Regions from separate parts of the Homo sapiens genome. Here region 2 is linked to region 1. The links are chromatin contacts, found by Hi-C or POLR2A ChIA-PET in ENCODE. All regions are on one chromosome and are shown on one strand. Each heading gives the region's core, a stretch centred on a gene start or an enhancer-like site at or near the end of the contact. The rest is flanking DNA. Distances are from core to core; before and after follow the strand shown. Region 1 holds the start of CALML6 (calmodulin like 6). Region 2 holds the start of ICMT (isoprenylcysteine carboxyl methyltransferase).

Region 1 (6,782 bases), core at 1,397-3,896:
CTCAGCCTTAAAAAAGACGCCTATTCCAGGCCGAGTGCGGTGGCTCATGCCTGTAATCTCAGCACTTTGTGAGGCCCAGGTGGGCGGATCACAAGGTAAGGAGATCGAGACGATCCTGGCTAACACGGTGAAACCCCGTCTCTAGTAAAAGTATAAAAAATTAGCCGGACTTGGTGGTGGGTGCCTGTAGTCCCAGCTACTCGGGAGGCTGAGGCAAGAGAATTGCTTGACCTGGGAGGCAGAGGTTGCAGTGAGCTGAGATCGCGCCACTGCACTCCAGCCTGGAGATAGAGCGGGACTCTGCCTCAAAAAAAAAAAAAAAAAAAAAGTCGAATTCTTTTTTTTTTTTTTGGAGATGGAGTCTCACTCTGTCACCCGGGCTGGGGTGCAGTGGCGCAATCTCGGCTCACTGCATCCTCCACCTCCCAGGTTCAAGCAATTCTCTGCCTCAGCCTCCTGAGTAGCTGGGATTACAGGCACCTGCCACCACGCCCGGCTAATTTTTTTATTTTTTTATTTTTTTTAGTAGAAACAGGGTGTAACCATCTTGGCCAGGCTGGTCTTGAACTCCTGACCTTGTGATCCACCCACCTCGGCCTCCCAAAGTGCTGGGATTACAGGCGTGAGCCACCACACCCGGCCCCCGGAGTCGAATTCTTAAAAACAGAAAGTAGAATAGTGATTGCCATAGGCTGGGGGGCGGGGGGTGGTGGAAGAGGGCAGATGCTGTTTAATGGGGGCGGGGGTCCGTTTTGCAAGGTGAAAGGTTCTAGAGATCTGCTGCATAACTGGGTACGGCCATGAACACAACTGCACTTGCACCTGAACGTGGCTGAGGCAGCATTCTAATTGTTACAGGGTTTTTCTCTTTTTCTGTTTTCTTTTCTTTTCTTTTTTTTTTTTGAGATGGAGTCTCGCTCTGTTGCCCAGGCTGGAGTGCAGTGGCGCGATCTCGCCTCACTGCAAGGTCTGCCTCCTGGGTTCACGCCATTCTCCTGCCTCAGCCTCCGGAGAAGCTGGGACTACAGGTGTCTACCACCACGCCTGGCTAATTTTTTTGTATTTTTTTTAGTACAGTCGGGGTTTCACTGTGTTAGCCAGGATGGTCTCGATCTCCTGACCTCGTGATCTGCCCGCCTCAGCCTCCCAAAGTGCTGGGATTACAGGCGTGAGCCACCGTGCCCAGCCTCTTTTTCTGTTTTCTTATGGAGAATAGCCCTTCGGTGATCAGAAGAGACACAAGAAGGAAAATAAAGATTGGATGAGTCTCAGGTCCTAGAGATACGGGGTATGTCCGAAGGCCACACAGAGGCTGGTCAGCATGAGGAGAGAGGGTTAGAGGGCGAGGACCTGTTCTGCTGCTTGTACTGGGTCTTGGATATGGGTAGAAGCCTAGATGGAGAGGAGAGAGGTTGATGGTGGTTGTGGCCATGTTGCCCCTTCCTACGGGCGGGGCGGGGGGTGTGCCCTCTGCTTTAAGTTGGGCTCCAGGGGTCACAGCTTTGAGTTTCACTCGTAAGCCCATCAGGATGTCTGGAACCTTCAGGGCTGTGGCCCAGGAATGTCAGACGCTGGAAGCCTGGGAACGGAGGAGGCAGAGCCTGCTGTCCACTGGCTGTGAGAGTTGTTGGGGTGGGGACTTGTCCAGGGCCACGAGGCCAGTGCAGTTCTCTGTGTCTCTGTACCCAGCTGGCCTGTACCTGGAGACCCTGAGCCAGAACCCAGGATGGGCCCTGGCCTGGGTGCTGCGGCTCCCTCCATTCTATGCCCCTGGGGGAAGGTGCTCAGTGCGTGAATTGTTCCCTGCCCCAGCCCAGGGGAAAGCTGAGGCCAGGGAGCAGCCAGGATGAAGGTCAGGGCCTCCCTTGGCCCCACCAGACCCAGGGCCGCTTCCCTCCAGCCCCGGCTCCCGTTTGGCTGGAGGTGCCCTGGGCCATTGGCCTGCCCTCGTCAGCGTCAATCTTGCAGTCTCAGCAGCTGGCCTGGGTTTCAGCGGGAGCCATCCTGTAGCTGCAGGTTTGCTGGCAGGCAGAGGGTTGGGCTGGCGGGGGACACTGAGTGCCCCACCTGCTCAGACTCTTCATGCCATCAAGGGGCCAGTCGGGGGGCAGGTGTGAGTGTGACCCTGAGGGCCCTGACCTGCCACTGCAATCCTCACACTCTTGCCTGGGTGGGGCAGGGAGGAGCTGGACCCTGGCTTTGGGAGTCTGGTGGGTAATTAGACCCAGACAGGGAGGGCTCAGTGCGGGTCTGAGGAGGGAACACACGTGTGCAGGCGTGTGCTCCACGGTGGCATGTTGATACGGACCAGCCTGGGCACCAGGCCCCCTCGGGAGCCAGCTTTGCTGTTCTGAGTGGAAGGGAGATCAGGTTTCCCTGAGAAACCCCAAAATAGCCCCCAACTGTGCCTGGCTTCCAGCGGGCAGCCCAGCCCCCAGGCCCTGTTTTGCTCCCTTTCCCCCTTCACCCCCAGCCCATGTCCTGCTGTCTCCTCCCTGAATGGTGGACCCTCAGCCCCTCCTGTACAAGATGGTCAAGCGGTGCCTCATGCATTTGTTCATTCGACCTGTCCTGAGAGTTTGTGACATGCTGGCACGGGGCCAATGTTGAGTCCACCAGGATGGGAGGGTGGCCAGGCTCTGAGCCACTGAGCACCAGCTGGCCAGGATGGGTCTTCAACAAGAAATCTCACTGGTAAGTGATGACAGCATGGGACCAGGGTCCCATGAAGACCTGCTGGAGGGCCGCACCTCTGGGAAGGTAGACTTGGAGCTTGGTCCAGTGAAGAGGGAACAGCACGGGGAACAGCGTGTGTGAGGGTCCCGCCATGTCTCAGCCCTTTCCTGGCCCCCGCACTTAGCCTTCGGTGCCCATCTTCAGGGTCAGGGGAAGCCCAGGCCAAAGCGGGCCGGGAAGGGGCCCTGTGGATAAGGCCGAGAGCCTGTCCCAAAATAGGGCCGGCAGGATTTCCCACCCATAAAAGGCTCTTGGAATCTGGACCCCGGGGACCCCAGGCAGCCAGGCCCAGCTAAAACTCAGCTGCCACCACTGCCCCAGCACTCTGCCCACAGCAGCCCTGGTGTCACCACCCTGCAGAATCCTGTCAGACAACCACCGACATGGTAAGGCTGCTCTCTGTGCCCGATGGAGTCTCTGGTGGGCTGGCTGGGTAGGTTGAGCTGGAACCTGGAGGTGCAATGACCTGCCACGGAGCCTGGGCAGGAAGGGGCTGAGGTAGAAGAGGGGGCCAAGCCCTGCTGCCACCAACACAGCCCTTGTTCCGGGGCCAGGGTGGAGCAGCCCTTTCTGAAAGCTGGCTCCCAGATGGGCAGCAGCAGTGGTGGCAGGCAGGTGTGGCCCGGTGCTGGACTCTCCCTCCGGAATGCCACACAGGCTGGAGCCCAGGGTTCTGCTTCCTGGGCTGTATCCCAATCCTGGGCTGGAAGCCTTTCCCGGGCCAGGGCTGGGCTCCTCCCCACCCTGCTCTCGGCTTCCTTCACCTGCCTCACCTGGTGTCCATTGCCAGGCTCCAGGGCCGCTGCCTGGCCCGCCTGGCCCTGCAGCTGCTGCTGTTCCCTCGCACGCTGGCTCCTGCCTGTCTGGCCCTTGCCCCTGTTAGCTGCCTGGCAGAGCCCTGCTGGCCCTGCAAACCCCTGGCGTGTGACCCCTTGTCCTGGAAGCCTGCTCTCCGCTGGGGGCCTCCTCTCTTACCACTCACCTTGAAAGGCTGCCAATGGAGGAATGGGTGCAGGGGGTACCTCTGACCCTTCCCTGGACACAGGGGCAGAAGGGGCTCCTGGTCAGGCCGGTGCGGGTGTCCCCTGCAGACAGAGCGCCTGTCGGCTGAGCAGATCAAGGAGTACAAGGGAGTCTTTGAGATGTTCGACGAAGAGGGCAACGGGGAGGTGAAGACGGGGGAGCTGGAGTGGCTCATGAGCCTGCTGGGTATCAACCCCACCAAGAGTGAGCTGGCCTCAATGGCCAAGGATGTGGACAGAGACAGTGAGCTCATGGCTGGAGTGGGGTGGGCAGCCTCGGGGGGGCCCTGGGTCAGGTGTCAGTGCCTACGGGGGGAAGAGGCAAAGCCCATGGGGAGTGCTGTGCCCCATCCCTTGAGCCCCAGCTGTGCCCCTTGCAGACAAAGGGTTCTTCAACTGCGATGGTTTCCTGGCACTAATGGGAGTTTACCATGAGAAGGCCCAGAACCAGGAGAGCGAGCTGAGGGCGGCATTCCGTGTCTTTGACAAAGAGGGCAAGGGCTACATTGACTGGAACACACTCAAGTAGGGCCCGGGTTGGGGGCGGGTGGTGGGCGGGCACGGGCAGGGCCGATGGAGTGGCTCAGCGCCAGGCCCCGTAGGTACGTGCTAATGAACGCAGGGGAGCCCCTCAACGAGGTGGAGGCGGAGCAGATGATGAAGGAGGCCGACAAGGATGGGGACAGGACCATCGACTATGAGGGTGAGTGGCCTGGAGCCCTGGGAGCCGTTGGCTGGGCCGGGGCAAGCTGCTGACCTGCCCCTCTGTTCCCAGAGTTTGTGGCCATGATGACGGGGGAGTCCTTCAAGCTGATCCAGTAGGTGCAGCTGCCGCAGCCGGGGGAGGCCTGCCCGGGAAGGCTGCTGCCCCTGCCCCCTGGCCCCCACTCCCCCGGCTCCGTGTAAAATAAATGTTCCAGCCCAACCTGTGTGTGCCTCACTGTCCCAGCCTGGGTTGGGGGGCAACAGGCAAAGGCGTGGGGCTGGAGAAGGAAAAGAGTTTTCCTGGCCCAGTCACAGAAACAGCCCCAGTCATTTCTGCCACGACACCTGACACCACCCATTGCCCAGCTCAGGGCTAGGAATGCCAGCCTGAAACCTGGACTGGGTACAGGCCGGGGACCACACGCTCGCCCTTCCTGCTTGCACTGGGGGTTGGCTGCCCAAGGGTTCCTCCCAGAGCCCTGGAGTCCCAGAGTCCTTCCCACATAGGCAGAGACCACTTAAATACAAACTTTATTCTCTCTCCAAGAAGATGCAGACGTCACAGGTGGCCCTGAGCTCCCACCCGAGGCTTAGGCCCAAGGGGCCTCTTCCAGGCTGAGGGCCTGCTGGGGCTGGGCCAGGGGCTGAGGCTGAAAGCAGCAGCCTGCCTAGTGGGTGACGCCAGGGGCCGGTGTAACATGGCACCGAGGTTGGGGCCACAGCAATGTGTGGGACGGTGGGGTGGGCTGGGGCCCTTGGCTCCAAGCATTAGTTCTCCAAGCTCTGGTCCGTTCTCCTACCTCCTTCAAGGGGCACCAGGGCTACAAGGTGGTAGTTGAGTATTGGGGCCCGACTCCTGGGGCACTGGAGTGGTCTCTAGGCCCGAGGCCCCAAGGAGAGGGCTGGGTTTCTGGGAGAGTGCTGGTCCTTCCTCTCTGGGCTTGGCCATCTTGACAGCTTCATCGTAGGAGGGTGGAGGCTCCGGGGTGTACAGGCTGTAGGCAGGAGGAGCCATGGAGTCCAGGTCCAGCTCCCCAAAGGGCAGGGGCAACCGCATGCCCAGTGGGTACTGCACGGAGCTGTAGGCTGCAGGGAACCAGAGTGGGTTCGTGGAGGCGGGCTTGGCATTTACCCCCGCCATCTCCACCCTCAACTGGCGGGCCCCTAGGCACTCACAGGTCACAGTGCTGTGTACAGGGCTGTCACTGTCCATAGGGATGACTGCCACGTCGCAGGGCTGCCGTGCTGGTGGCAGATGTGGCTGGGCCTGTGCCTGCTTCCGGAGGCAGCAGAACCGGACACAACCAGCTGTGACACCACACAGCAGAAGCAGGAGGACCGCCAGCAGGATGAGCCTAGGAGAGCAAGGCTCTACCACTGGACTGACCCTCGGCCACCGGGCACCTGCACCCTGGGGAATGTCGTGGCACAACCACCGAAGACAGGTTAACAGGATAAAAAGCAGACAATGTCTCTCCATGTCGGAGACCGCCGTGGCCAGAGCCTGGCCTCGGGCTGCTGGGCCTGCCCTGGCTATCTCTCCTGGGCTGGCCAGGGGTGGCCTTGGGCTCACTCCCAGGACTCGCTGTCCTCAGCGAGTGCCCCACTGCTGAGCGGGATCGTAGGGGACTCCCGCGGAGGCCAGGCGGGAGAGGTGGGAGGGAAGGTCCTGCTTGCTCCAGGTCAGTTCCCGCCAGCGGCCGGGACTGGGCGACAGCGGAGGCGGCCTGGTGAGGTAAGGGCCTGGCGGGCCTGGCCCCGGTGACCCCCGCCCCAGAACCGTCGGACGCACGGCTCCGCCGCGGCCTCCACTTACCCCACGTGCCACAGGCTGCTCCAGCGGGCCTGGGGCGGGCACCTGTGGGGACGGCGGCACCTGGAGCAGGCGGGGCATGGGACGGCCGACCTCGCCACCCGTGCCTCCCCATAGGGCGGGGCCAGGCCCCGGCTCCCTCCCCCCCGACTTACTGGTCCGAGGGGTCGCAGCTGCCGTCCGCGAAGCCCAGCGCCACCTGTGGGGACAAGGGTGAGCCCGGGAGGGGCGTGGTCCGAGCAGGGACCCGCCCCGCGGTGGCCGAACCGAGAGAGAACGCCGCCCGACCCACCTGCGGCAGCGGCAGGAGCGGCAGGAGCGGCAGGAGCGGCAGCAGCAGCCGCAGTCCGCGGGCGGCCAGCGGCCCCCGGGCCATGCTCTGAGGAGGTTGGAGCAAAGCCCGGCGGCGCGGCTTTATGGGGCCCCGCCCACCACAGGACACACCCACCACATGACACGCCCACAGAACGCCCGCTCAGAGTAAACCCCGCCCACCGGGCCCCGCT
Region 2 (6,782 bases), core at 1,594-4,093, 4.3 Mb after region 1:
TGGGATTACAGGCGTTCGCCACCGTGCCCGGCCAGTAAACTCTTACATGAAACGTCTAAATATCATCTGATTATAAAATTAGAATCACAACTACTCAAGGTTGGGGCTTCAAATTAGATGGTGCACTATGTGATGCAAACTTTAAAGCAAAAGGTCAGCACGTCCTCGAGTCAATATCCAGAGGCAGAATTCATGAGCGGAGCTCATCCTTTATAAATAGCTTAGTGAGGATAGAGGTCTGCGGAAAATCGCTTGGGGGAGATTAGACCTGAAAGGTGAATCAATGTCACTGTCCTCAGCCTGAATGGGAGCCACCCTTTTCCCCTCCAGAGGGGGACATAAGGCACACGAACCTGGCCAAAAGATATTTTCAAGTGTGAACTCTAACCAAGAAGAAAGAGCAGCTACTGTATACTCCAGGCTGTGATTCAGGAGAAAGGAATCCAAGGACAGACTTTTGGGATTATTGACTGCTGTCACCAAGTATTCAGAATAGTGGAACAATGACAGGGAGCACATGTACCTATTTAAAGACAAAAAGAGAGTTAAGTTGGGACAAGAGAACCAAGTTAACCATAAGTGCACATCTGGGTCTCCTGAGCTGTCCCTAAGTCTATGAGGCCCTGTTCTCACCTGTCTGAGAGTGGACACAGGTACCCATCTGCAGCATCTACTACCTCAGGTTTGCAAAAAGTGGAGTTTTTAAGGGGCTGTTTTTGTTTCTGGTGTTTTGTTTTGTTTTGTTTGAGACAGAGTCTCGCTGTGTCGCCCAGGCTGGAATGCAACTGCGTGATCTCAGCTCACTGCAACCTCCGCCTCCCAGGTTCAAGCGATTCTCCTGCCTCAGCCTCTCAAGTAGCTCAGACTACAGGTGCCCACCACCACGCCCAGTTCATTTTTGTATTTTTAGTAGAGACAGGGTTTCGCTATGTTGGCAAGGCTGGTCTCGAACTCCTGGCTTGGCCAGGCTGGTCTTGAACTCCTGACCTCGTGATCTGCCCACCTCGGCCTCCTAAAGTGCTGGGATTACAGGCGTGAGCCACCGCGCCCGGCAAGGGACTGTTTTTGAATGTCACAGGCAAAACAAACCCATAGGTCACAGAGGCATTATGGGCCCTTCTGTCCGTTAAAAATGACACTACACACAATAAAACATGAAAGAGGGAGATAACAACATAAAGGAGTGATGTATGTCGGATACAAAATTTAACAAAACTGAAATAATTCCGGCAAAGAAGGATTAGATGGCTCAAAATATTGATAAGAGGAGATAAAACTTTTTACCTTGAAGCCACTGGTTCATATCCAGGTCAGACTAGAAGGCTCAAGGGACTGAAATCATAGTGTAGGGAAAAATCCTACAGTGGCTGTGGGGATGCACTAGATGTGACCTAATAGAAATTAGAGATGAAAAAGGCCCATGAAGACAAGCCAGAGCCCTGCCCCTGCCCGCCACCGAGGACCTGCACCCCTTCCGGGAAGGGCTGCTCAAGTTACGGAATGCTGTCACCACAGCTGCGGATGACAGCACCTTTGGGGGTGCCAGGGAGATCTGTTTCTGCCTGATTCACAATCAACCCACAGGCACGAAATCACAAGGGCTGAAATGTGAGCAACTAGGGGGAAGCCAGGAGACTTCGTTTCCAGAGAACCCTGAACAGCCTTCTGCCGGTCACAGATGAGACAGGGATGAGGAAATGCCGCTACAGACCCTCTGATCTGTCCACCCTCGCCTGAAAACCAGTATTTCCGAAGGAATTCTTACCAGCCAAAGTGACTCCAAGAAGACTGGCTAAAACTTAGCAGCGTGCCGCAGCCGAACACAAACCCCAGGAAACAAGCTCGGATGGCTATCTGAAAGGAACCCAAGAGAAGCTCAGTCATTCACAGTCCTCAGAGTACAGATCTGGGCTGCTGACCTTCCCGGAATAGGCAACCCACAGGCAAGCAGATAGAGCCGATTTGCTGAGGTTGAAAGGGAGAAGTGGGCGACCTGGGTTCAAATTCTGCACCCACCGCTCTCTGGCTGTGTGGCCTCCCAAATTATTTAACCTCTCTGAGCTTGCTTCCCCATCTACAGCCAGGGGATAACAGTACCTACCTTTTAGGACTGCAGTAAGGATTACCCACGTAAAACACTTAAGACTAACTGCTACCTACATTTTAGCTGTCATTATTATTATTATTCGTGATTACTATTCAGGGCTGTAGGAAAACTGCTTAAGCCTAGTTTATGAGGTCAGGGCACCCGGGCCTGTGCGCCCAGCCCCACCCACGTCACTGCGGGGCCTTTGACCTGAGACAGGGCAGCAGGTAGGTCTCTGCACCTTAAGTTACATAAAAGCACTCGCGGGCTCGCTCACTCCACCCCACGCGCACCTGCTGAGCTGCACAAGCTGCAATTTAACAACCCACTCCTCGGGTGCAGGGCGCCCGAGCCCGGAGAGAGAGGGTCCCCTCCTGCGACCTGAACTCGCGGATGAAGAGCGCGCGCGTGGGAGGCCACTGCGGGCCCGGGGAGAAAGGTGCCCACGCGCCGCGCCAAGCGGACCGCCGCCCGCCCCGCCGGCCCCCGCCGGCCCCCGCCGGCCTGCACCTGGTAGCGAGGCGGCCGATAGAGCAGCAGCAGCAGCGCGTTGAGCCCGGCCACGTAGAGCGCCAGCCCGGTGCGGCCCTGCAGGCCGGCGCGCGTGAGCAGCGGCAGCGCGAGCACCGAGGCGCCCAGCAGGAAGGTGGCGAGGCTGAGACGCGCCTCAGAGCCCGGCGGAGCCCGCGCCGCGCAGCCCGCCATGGCGCCGGGCGGCGGACTAGCGGGCGGCGGCGCCGGCTGTAGCCCGGAGAAACGCGCCGGCTGCGCCTGCGCACTGTGCCGCCGATGCCGGCCCGGGAAGGGCAGCTGCCCGCAGCTGCGCGCCGCCTGCCAGTTCTCGCGAGAACTCCGGCCCGCCCTGTTGCTGTCCGGAATTTGGCGGGAGCGCCCCGCCCGCCCGCCCCTCCCCGCCCCTCGGGGACATCCGGGCTCTGAGCCAGACTCTGTGCCGGGCGGGGGCCGGGAAGTGGTGGGAGAAGTCGCCGCCCGCGTCTGTCCAAACTTAGTCCCAAACTCAGGAGGTTCCTGTCCCAAGAAGCAATGTAAAGTTTGAAACGAGCCGAGCGCGGTGGCTCACGCCTGTAATCCCAGCACTTTGGGAGGCCGAGGCTGGCGAATCATTTGAGGTCAGGAGTTCGAGACCAACCTGGGCAACATGGGGAAACGCCGTCTATACTAAAAATACAAAAATTAGCTGGGCGTGGTGGCGCACGCCTTTAACCCCAGCTACTTGGTGAGGCTGAGGCAGGAGAATCGCTTGATCCGGGGAGACGGAGGTTGCAGTGAGCCGAGATTGTGTCACTGCACTCCAGCCTGGGTGACAGAGTGACACTCCATCTCAAAAAAAAAAATTTTGAAACGGCCGCACCCTCGCCGGCCCTGCGTCGTCCCCGAAAACCAGACGCCCTGGGGCGCGGGGCCAAGTGCGGCGACCTCCTGCCCTCCCTCTGCGGCTCCCTGGAAACCGGCCTGGACAACGGCACCTGGGCATCCATGCAACGGGACCACCGCCCGCTTAAATTCCTGTTGTGGAACAAGGCTGGACGGTGATGGGAATGCTCAGGATATGTTAGGTTTTCTTTTTTTTTTGAGACGGAGTCTCGCTCTGTCGCCCAGGCTGGAGTGCAGTGGTGCGATCTCGGCTCACTGCAAGCTCCGCCTCCCGGGTTCACGCCATTCTCCTGTCTCAGCCTCCCGAGTAGCTGGGACTACAGGCGCCCGCCACTGCGCCCGTCTTATTTTTTTGTATTTTTAGTAGAGACGGGGTTTCACCGTGTTAGCCGGGATCCATCTCCTGACTTCGTGATCCGCCCGCTTCGGCCTCCCAAAGTGCTGAGATTACAGACGTGAGCCACCGCGCCCTGCCTATATTAGGTTTTTAAATAGCAGGAGGCAAAGCTTTTCGGTGTGATCCTGACTTCACTTGGGGAAAAAGGGCAGGTATCTGAGCCTGGGAAAATGATCAAGCTATCAGCCAAAATGGTATAACGCCGACTATATATGTACCTTTTTTTTTTCTTTTTTTCTTTTTTAGACACAGGGTCTCACTGTGTTGGCCAGGCTGGAGTGCGGCAGTCTGGAACTCCTGGGCCCAAGTGATCCTCCAATCAGCCTCACAAAGCACTGGAATTACAGGTATGAGCCACCACCCCTGGCCTATCTTTAGGTAGTGGCACTCTTGGTGATTTTTATTGTCTTTATCTGTTTTTGCAGTTTCCATACTGCCTACAATGAACACAGGATACTTTTTTTTTTTCAGATGGAGTTTTGCTCTTGTTGCCCAGGCTGGAGTACAATGGCGCAATCTCGGCTCACTGCAACCTCCGCCTCCGGGTTCAAGTGATTCTCCTGCCTCAGCCTCCTGAGTAGCTGGGATTACAGGAGCCTACTACCACGGCCAGCTAATTTTTTTGTATTTTTAGTAGAGACGGGGCTTTACCATGTTGGCCAGGCTGGTTTCAAACTCCTGACCTCAGGTGATCCACCCGCCTCGGCCTCCCAAACTGCTGGGATTATAGGCATGAGCCACCGTGCCCGGCCCATAGATTACTTTTATAATCAAGTTTTTCTTTACTTTTTAAAGAGTAAATTCTCTCACCTCAGGTAGCTCAGAGAGCTGCGCTGGAGGAGAAAAGCCAGTAAGTGAACAACTGGAATAAACTCTGCAGGGGTGGCAGTGGGGGCAGAAGGAGAGCAAGGATGGGGAGCAAAGAGGGACCCCAGGGGAGGCCCTCAGCTTGGAGGGCGGCAGGGCGAGGAGGCTGCGAGGAACAGACGCCAGAGCTAGGCCTTGGGGCCCTTGGGGATGGACAGCCTGCCCTCCATTGGAAATGAGATCAAGGAGGGAGTGAGGGCTTGGCGTTTGAAAGGCACAGAGGCGGGAGGGAGAAAGGCTGAGAAGGGATGGGGACAGGCCCTCGGGGAGGCTGGCATCAAGTGGTGGGTCAGCGAGAGAGGCAGGCGGTCTGTGAGCCCTGCATCTGAGCCCCTCTCCACTCTTGTCCCTGCAGGTCCTGGCAGGAGCTCTGGTACCTGGGAAGCTGGATGGAGAGCCTGGGCCAGAATCCCGGACCCCTCACCTCTGCGGCCTAGCTTTGTGACCTTGGCAAATCCATTCTATGCACCTCCATTTCCTGTACAGTGGGGATCCTTATTTCTCTGGCACAGATTGGTATTTGTTCTGTAAAGCCCAGTACCACTTTATTTTATTTTAGTTATTGATTTTTTTGAGACAGGGCCTCACTCTGTTGCCAAGGCTGGAATGCAGTGGCGAGATCATAGCTCACTGCAGCCTCAAACTCCTGGGCTCAGGCCATCCTCCTGCCTCGGCCTCCTGAGTAGCTGGGACGACAGGCGTGCACCACTGCGCCTAGCTCCAGTACCATGTTTAAACGGTGCTCAGAAAACGTGCTAAACTTGGTGGATGGGAATTGAAAAGAGATTTAATGTTTTAAAAATCAAAGTCACTCAGCTGCAGTGCCACATGGGAAGGAGGCCTGGATGTGAATGTTCCTGGGAGCTGAGAGCTCCTGTGACTGTCGCCAGTTTCCTGTGGTCTCCCACAGACTCAGGACATCTCCCTCTGCTCCAGGACACCTCAGGACCACCAGAGGGCACTCATCGCACCTTCACCCCTGGAAGGGAGCTGGTCCTGGGGCCAAAACCCACTGTGCCTGGGAAGCCCTTCCTGGCTTCTGCTCTCCTCAATGTATGACAGCCCTGATTTACCCCCAGGGACTGTTGCCACTCGGGGTTGTAGAGTAATATGTAACCAGACTGGAGAACCACAGCAATGCTCTCTCCTCTGCCCATCACCTCCCCTTGGCCCCTCCCTCTTCATCAGCCCCATTTTGGAGAAGGGAGAAAGAAGGGAGAGGCAGCAGTCTCCTCCCAGGTGGGGCCGGACTCCAGGGAAGGAGAATTTTCAGAAGTTGCTGGAGTTGCCGAATCTGTCAGGGCCCAGGGTTCACAGAGCAGTGATGGAGGAGAAAGGAGAGGAAGCAGATCTAAGCACACATGGGCATCAAACCAGAGGAACAAAGTCACATGCAGAGGGCTGCACATAGACACAGGGAAACACACACACGGAGATGCACAGAAACACGCAGACCCCATGCAGGGACCTGCTTTCCCGCCACAGAGGAAAGCAATCTGATCAAACAGACCCACTGTGCACCCAGCCCTCCATGCTTGGGGACAACACACCTACAAAAATATAAGAAAAAAAAGGAAAACTGCTCTGCCTGGGATGCCTTGCTTGACTTTTCTTGTAAATAAGCATTTGAATGTGTTTTGTTCTAGGAGCTTTCGAGGCAGGCACAAAGGGAGCCCTTTCTCATGCAGGAAGGTCCCTCTGCAACCTCCCCCTTCCCTCCCCTTCCTGCCATCCGCCTACAGGCTGAGGTGGCTTTATTTCTGGGACCCGAGTGTGGATACCTCCTGTTTTAGAGAACCCTGAGAACCACTGTGCTATTTCCAAGTTAAACTCCAGGCCGAGATGAAATTAGGCTTCTTTTTCTTTCTCTTTTTTTTTTTTTTTTTTGAGATGGAGTCTCACTCTGTTGCCCAGGCTGGAATGCAGTGGCACGATCCCAGCTCACTGCAACCTCTGCCTCCTGGGTTCAAGCGATTCTCCTGCCTCACCCTCCCGAGTAGTTGGGATTACAGGCACCTGCCACCACACCCAGCTAAT

What was found. A loop is a pair of places that touch in the nucleus more often than their neighbours do. ChIA-PET counts read pairs that join two places held with the same protein, here RNA polymerase II (POLR2A).
Region 2: a map with no recorded cell type shows a loop between it and region 1 (10-fold over the local background). The contact joins the promoter of ICMT here to the promoter of CALML6 in region 1. A Hi-C loop is called at or near these places in 1 of 37 single-sample maps with no recorded cell type. POLR2A ChIA-PET finds 5 or more read pairs at or near these places in 1 of 52 experiments (H1).

The regions. Positions count from the first base shown.
Region 1 is chr1:1,912,614-1,919,395 of GRCh38, forward strand. CALML6 (calmodulin like 6) reads left to right here and starts at 2,647. Exons shown (of 6, transcript NM_138705.4): 1 at 2,647-2,694; 2 at 3,072-3,122; 3 at 3,828-4,002; 4 at 4,139-4,283; 5 at 4,361-4,461; 6 at 4,534-4,683. The coding sequence starts at 2,668. The coding sequence ends at 4,580. TMEM52 (transmembrane protein 52) reads right to left here and starts at 6,666. Exons shown (of 5, transcript NM_178545.4): 1 at 6,569-6,666; 2 at 6,432-6,475; 3 at 6,280-6,321; 4 at 5,640-5,818; 5 at 4,978-5,549. The coding sequence starts at 6,652. The coding sequence ends at 5,269. RefSeq lists enhancers at 1,468-2,154, 5,983-6,782 and a silencer at 6,263-6,782.
Region 2 is chr1:6,233,121-6,239,902 of GRCh38, forward strand. It overlaps ICMT (isoprenylcysteine carboxyl methyltransferase), which reads right to left and starts at 2,844. Exons shown (of 5, transcript NM_012405.4): 1 at 2,597-2,844; 2 at 1,766-1,854; 3 at 354-523. The coding sequence starts at 2,791. ICMT-DT (ICMT divergent transcript) reads left to right here and starts at 3,120. Exons shown (of 5, transcript NR_103534.1): 1 at 3,120-3,216; 2 at 3,846-4,030; 3 at 4,125-4,225; 4 at 4,694-4,728; 5 at 5,101-6,324. RefSeq lists silencers at 2,513-2,572, 2,783-3,112 and enhancers at 3,077-4,049, 6,693-6,782.